2 separate regions of the Mus musculus genome follow, and region 2 is linked to region 1. A link is a loop called in an ENCODE intact Hi-C map of the cell type or tissue named here. Cell type or tissue: heart. All regions are shown on one strand. Links, peaks and the distances in the headings refer to the core of each region. The heading gives the core; the rest is flanking DNA. Region 1 overlaps Nol10 (nucleolar protein 10). Region 2 overlaps Gm36752 (a long non-coding RNA gene).

Region 1 (2,810 bases), core at 280-2,779:
CAACTCTAACATCAAAGGACTAGACCGATCTTCCGAGGTGCTAAAAGGACCTAGTAGTCTGGAGCACCTCTCCACTCCGGCCTCACTCACTATCCAAGTGCCTTCCAATACACATCCAAAATACTGGCTCACATGCTCACATGTGACATTTACCTGCCCTGTGGATGTTCCAACTGCCATGCTCAAGGCTCCATTAAACTTCAATGCAGAGATGGTGGGTAAGCTGTTTATCCTGAAAAGCAAGTGTTTGTCCTCACTTCAAATCTAACAAGGAAAATCATGTTACCAGCTATTTGTTTATAACTCTATCCAAACTTTCATAATAAAAAAGACATTTCCCATACAAATGTAATCCCATAACCCACCTTCATCTTCCATTCTATTCAGATAATAGAACACTGTTTTCAGAAACTTCTCCAGGATATCTTTCTCTCTCTCTCTCTCTCTCCCTCTGTGTGTCCGTGTGTGTGTGTGTGTCCGTGTGTGTGTGTGTGTGTGTGTGTGTGTGTGTGTGTGTGTGTGTCCGTGTGTGTGCAGGGGCACCAGGGGTCAACATCAGATATCTGCGATCCATGTGTGCTTTGGAATAGAATGTTCAGTGATTCTGGAGTTTGCTGGTCAGGGACTCCCAGGGACCTTCCTGTCTCCATCTCTCCAGATCTGAGATTAGTGACTGGTTTATATGGATGCTGGGGATCTAAACTAAGTCATGTCTTTCACAGCTAGCACTTTATTGAATGAGCCATCTTCCCAGCCCTCAAACATCCCTATCATTCTCAGAGAAACAATTTATCTTGGGATATGGGTGGGTATGCTTACTTCTGATGTAAAACCAACTTCACCAAGGCAGGAGAGAGAGCTCAGTTGTTAACAACATGCACTGCTTCTGCAACGAACTCAAATTTGAATTCCAGCCAGCATCCAAGTCAGGTGGCTCACAACTACCTATAACTCCAGCTCAGGAGATCTGACACCTTTGCTCTCTGCAGGCACCTGCACTCATGGGCACACACACATATTCAAAATTTCAAATCGTTTTAAAAATAAAATAGATCAACCTCATTCATCTAAAATAAAAGCCTAAGACCTAAATCTCGATGGTACTGAAGAACAAAAGGTACGGCTACAATTCTATACGTGCTTCTCATGCACCAGCTACAGACACGAGCGCCAAAACATTAAGGTAGAAAAAAGAGATTAGGTCAGAAGTAGACCAGAGCTGGCTGTGCTGATGCCTGCCTGCAATCCCTGCACTCAGGAGGCTGAGGTACACTACACAGTGAGATCATGTCCCGCAACAACAAGTAGAAACCAGCTCTGCACCCAGCCCTTCAAGGCCAGACCATGCCCGGAGCACTAGCAAGCCTCTCCTGCCACCTACAGCCTTAGCCTGGTGCTGCACTGAGCAGCGGCTGGAGAGGAGGCTGCTGCTCCTCAGACTCCATCACCTACTCTTCAAAATGAACTTCAGAATACCTGTTCATACAGAATTATCTTCCTACTCCTCCCAGGCTTATTTCATAAGGCAATTTTATCACTTTCTTCAGACAGGTTAATGACTCCTTCAATAATTGTAGTTTATGTTATGAGAACTTTTCTGCCACCTCCTCCTCCTCCTTCTGGGGAATTGCTAAGATACCAAATTCACTGACTTCTGCACATTCATTTCCTAACCAGCTCCTGTAACTCTCCTATTAATTCTCCCTGGCTTCCAGGCAAGTCTGCTGACTTTCTCAGGCAGACAGTCAATCATGGAAAAGAAAGACAGCCTGCTCTATCCAGTACTTCTAGCTTTACTAAAATTACTAAATTTACTAAATAACACAAGTGACAAGCTACAAGGTTTGTAGGAAAAGCATAAAGCTAAATTAAAAAGAAAAATACAGGGGCTAGGGAGATGGCTCAGAGGTTAAAAACACTGGCTGCTCTTTAGAGGACCAGGGTTTGATTCCAAGAACCCATCCATAACTCTAGTTCCCGAGGACCCAACCCGCTCTTCTGGGTTTCATGGGTACTGTACTTATGTGCAGACACAAACAGACATACGTAATTAAAAATAAATAAATCTTTAAAAAATACAATACAATACAATAAGATCACTTGAAAAAATCAGCAGAAGAAAAACCAGCAATCTTTAACATTTTCTTATGCCTCTGGATGTTCTTCTGATGACAATAAACACATATGGTCATGGTCATTGTCCTTTTATAAAAATGTTATAAGAGCCGGGCGTGGTGGTGCACACCTTTAATCCCAGCACTCGGGAGGCAGAGGCAGGCGGATTTCTGAGTTCGAGGCCAGCCTGGTCTACAGAGTGAGTTCCAGGACAGCCAGGGCTATACAGAGAAACCCTGACTCGAAAAACAAAAACAAAACAAAAAAAATGTTATAAGAATTTAATAAAACTCTATGACAACTGTATGTTTTTCTTTCTCACTGAAAGGTATATATCTAAAAATGGGTATTTATATACCCTTCCCTACACTAACATACTTCTGAAACAAAATTCTCAAAAGCTGAACAATGAGTATGTCATTGATGGAGAGTTTTCTTTCATAAAACACATACAATTAAAGTACCTAACAAGACGTCACTTTCTGTACATAAAGAGCTCACCAAAGTCTCTGGTAAATAAACATCCAGTACTAAGGTAGGGGTAGGGTGCTGCAATCAGTCCCAGCATTTGGGAGGAAAAGCATTAGGAGTGCAAGGCCATTCTCAGCCACGCAGGAAGTCTGAAGGCAGCCTGACACTTATGTTTTAATATAAAAAGAGAAAAAAAATCACTACCTGTGAAGCAGTCAGGTAGC
Region 2 (2,810 bases), core at 290-2,789, 73 kb before region 1:
GACACACAGACATGCACACTAAATAAATCTTTGTTTACAATGATGGGGGGGGCATTGTAACTCCTTACATAGTTGAACAGTGTTCACAGCTGCATAATGCATGCTAAACAGCAGGGATCGGGATCGAGCCAGTCTCTGCAGTAACAAAGGGACAGATGGGCAGAATGTGGTGTGTTCGAGCAAACAGGATTATTACTCAGTCACAAGAAAGAGGGGCATGCTAGCATGCTACCGCGGAGATCAACCTTGAACACCACATGGTAAATGAAATGAGCTAGACACAAAAGGTCAGGACTGGACGAGCCCATGCGATGAGGCAACTTCACAGTCAGCAACTAGAGCAAAGGTCGACAGCAGCTGGCCAGATTAGCAGTCAAGGGGCACAGGGTGTCAGCAGGGCAGTAACGAAGCTTTGGAGGAGTACAGTGGAGATGCCACACAGTGGCACATACTTAGTGCCACTGAATTTCATGTTTAAAAGAGGGTTCAAGTAAGGGCTAGAGACAATGGCTTTGCAGTGAAAGGAGCTTGTGTTCCAGAAGGACCCAAGTTCAGTTCTCATTACCCACATGGGGCAGCTCACAACTGCAAGTAACCCTCTTCTAGCCTCCTCAGGCACCTGCACACATGCATACTTACATACACACACACACACACACACACACACACAAATTTAGATTTATTTTCATTTCATGTGCATTGGGGTTTTGTGCATATATGTCTTTATGTCTGCATGATGGTGTCGGATTCTCTGGAACTGGAGTTACAGACAGTTGTGAGCTGCCATGTGGGTGCTGATAATAGAACCTGGGTCCTCTGGAAGAGCAGCCAGTGCTCTAAGTGCTGAGCCATCTCTCCAGTCCCATACATATAACATTTTAAAAATCTTTTAAAAAAATGTTTAAAAGGTCGTATGACACATACCCCAAATGGTGGTTATTTTGTCAATGTGAGAGTCTAGAATGTAGGAGAGAGACTTCTGCATATGCCTGAGAGAGTTTCTAGATGGGATGGTTGTGGTGGGAAGATGCACCCACACTGTGGGCAGCACTATTCCCTGGCTGGGGTCCTGCACTGAATCCAAAGGACAAGGAGAGCTGAGTGCTAGCGTCCACCTCTCTGCTTGACTGCAAATGCAATGGGATCTGGTGCCTCAGGAGTACCCCTCCACGATGCACTGACTTCCCTAACAGTGACCCCAATAAACCCTTTCTCAAGTTTTCATCATGATTCACCGTGCGAAGTGGAGCTGGGCCCAGGTGCCAAACAGACGAGTATGGCAGTGGAGCGGGAGGCTGGCTCTGCTGCCTGGCTCTCCCTGGACCTGCAGATGTGACTCCTTCGGGCACTGGCCTTTTGCATGGAAACCACTTAAGAGCCAGAAGGGAAATTCAAGTTGAGTCATTACTGCAGGATGTGCAAAGGCAGTACCGGCAGGACCTCCCCCCCTCAACTTGGCATCCTCAGAGGAAATGATTTTGTTTTGCAGCCTCCCCTGTCACCTAGCCTGCTCATCGGGGACAACTGTGTTTCCTATCTTAAGACATTTCCAAATGGGGCGTGCTGGCGAGCACTTCTACAAATACATCCGGGAGGAGCCGGCCACACTCCAGATCTGGGGCCCAGTGCCTCCAGGGCTTCTACAGGAAAAGGCTGCAGCTGGCAGGAAGCCTGGGGTCTCCTAGCTTGCTTTCTGGGCAATTAATTAATTAATTAAAATTTAAAAACGGTACCAGAATAGAGCAGATTGGAGGCCACTCAGTCCCCAAAGGGTGCTCACTCCCTTTGCTCCCAATGAAATCAAGACCCCGGGAGGATCCTGTTGTGTTTGCTTGGGCTTCAGCCTCCTCTTTCTTTTCCCAAGTGCCTAGAAACCCACAGATCCACCCATGGGATTCCCCTGCACGCGCCTTTAGCTCTGAAGGCCTACCAGGAGCAACAGCTTTTGCCCCAAGCCCTGTGGAACGTTCTCACTGTCCCACTTCCTCAGCTCCATTCTCTATCAATATTTCCAAGTCCACCGATGTCATGTGCCTGACTGGGGCCCTGGCAGGAAGGATAAGAATAATATCCAGATGGGCATCCCATCTCTTCTCCTCTGATATACCCCACTGCTACCTCTGTCCCCTCAGTTAAATGCAAACCCTGGTATAAACCTGCTCATTGCCCTAGAGTGTGTGTGGTCATCACGGTCCTTGGGGTTCTGCGGGTGAGGGCACAGGATGGCATGGCAGCGTTTCCAATGGTATCGCCATGGTTACCGGGAACCCTTGCCTGAATAGTTGGTAGCCCTCACCTAACTCAGGCAGGTTGATGGCTTCCGCTCCCCAGGAAGGGGACATACATGTTCTGCTCCTGGCCTTTGCCCATTATCACCGTGGTCACCTAGTATCACCTGGCCAGGAGTCAAGCACTCAGTGTTCTTCTGGGAACCTGCCATTGCTGGGGGTGGCTAAAGTGAGGGTTAAGTCAAGAGCTAGGCCTGTCAAGAGCGGAGCTAAGATGTTAAAGAGTAGGGGTGGGGTGGGGTGGACCACTCTAGGATGGTGCCCTATGCACTGAATGTGCCCTGAGAACTCCCAGGCTGTGGGCACTCAGAGGAGATGTGGGTGCAAGCCATAGCAGTCTCATGGTACACACATTCCCTGCCTCTCTCCTTACCTCTTTTAACAGGGAGCTCTGCTTAGTTACATTAAAGGCAATGGCTCTTCACTTGTAAAGCCAACCCCTGAGGGGAAATCACAATTTTTCAGCAGAAATGTCTTCAGTGACTCTTCAAAAAGTGTCTTGCTCTCATTCCCTTCATGGTG

Evidence for each region. Hi-C counts contacts between places; a loop is a spot of excess contacts. Peaks named below come from ENCODE experiments on the same cell type or tissue, not always from the same donor. Only the 100,000 strongest peaks of a DNase experiment are listed, where the experiment ranks them.
Region 2: a loop joins it to region 1, with 2.3 times the contacts of the local background. A loop is called at or near these places in 3 of 42 quality-filtered maps.

Annotation. Positions count from the first base shown.
Region 1 is chr12:17,365,731-17,368,540 of GRCm38, reverse strand. It overlaps Nol10 (nucleolar protein 10), which reads right to left. Exons shown (of 21, transcript NM_001008421.1): 10 at 154-232. Among named protein-coding and RNA genes, the nearest start is that of Mir3066, 12 kb to the right of the region's middle. In heart, for the core only: a CTCF peak has its summit at 1,389; a DNase peak (open chromatin) is centred at 1,370.
Region 2 is chr12:17,439,135-17,441,944 of GRCm38, reverse strand. All of the region lies in intron 1 of Gm36752 (a long non-coding RNA gene), which reads right to left. Among named protein-coding and RNA genes, the nearest start is that of Gm36752, 4.0 kb to the right of the region's middle. In heart, for the core only: no CTCF peak of the experiment used is centred there; DNase peaks (open chromatin) are centred at 304 and 1,524; H3K27ac peaks cover 540 bases.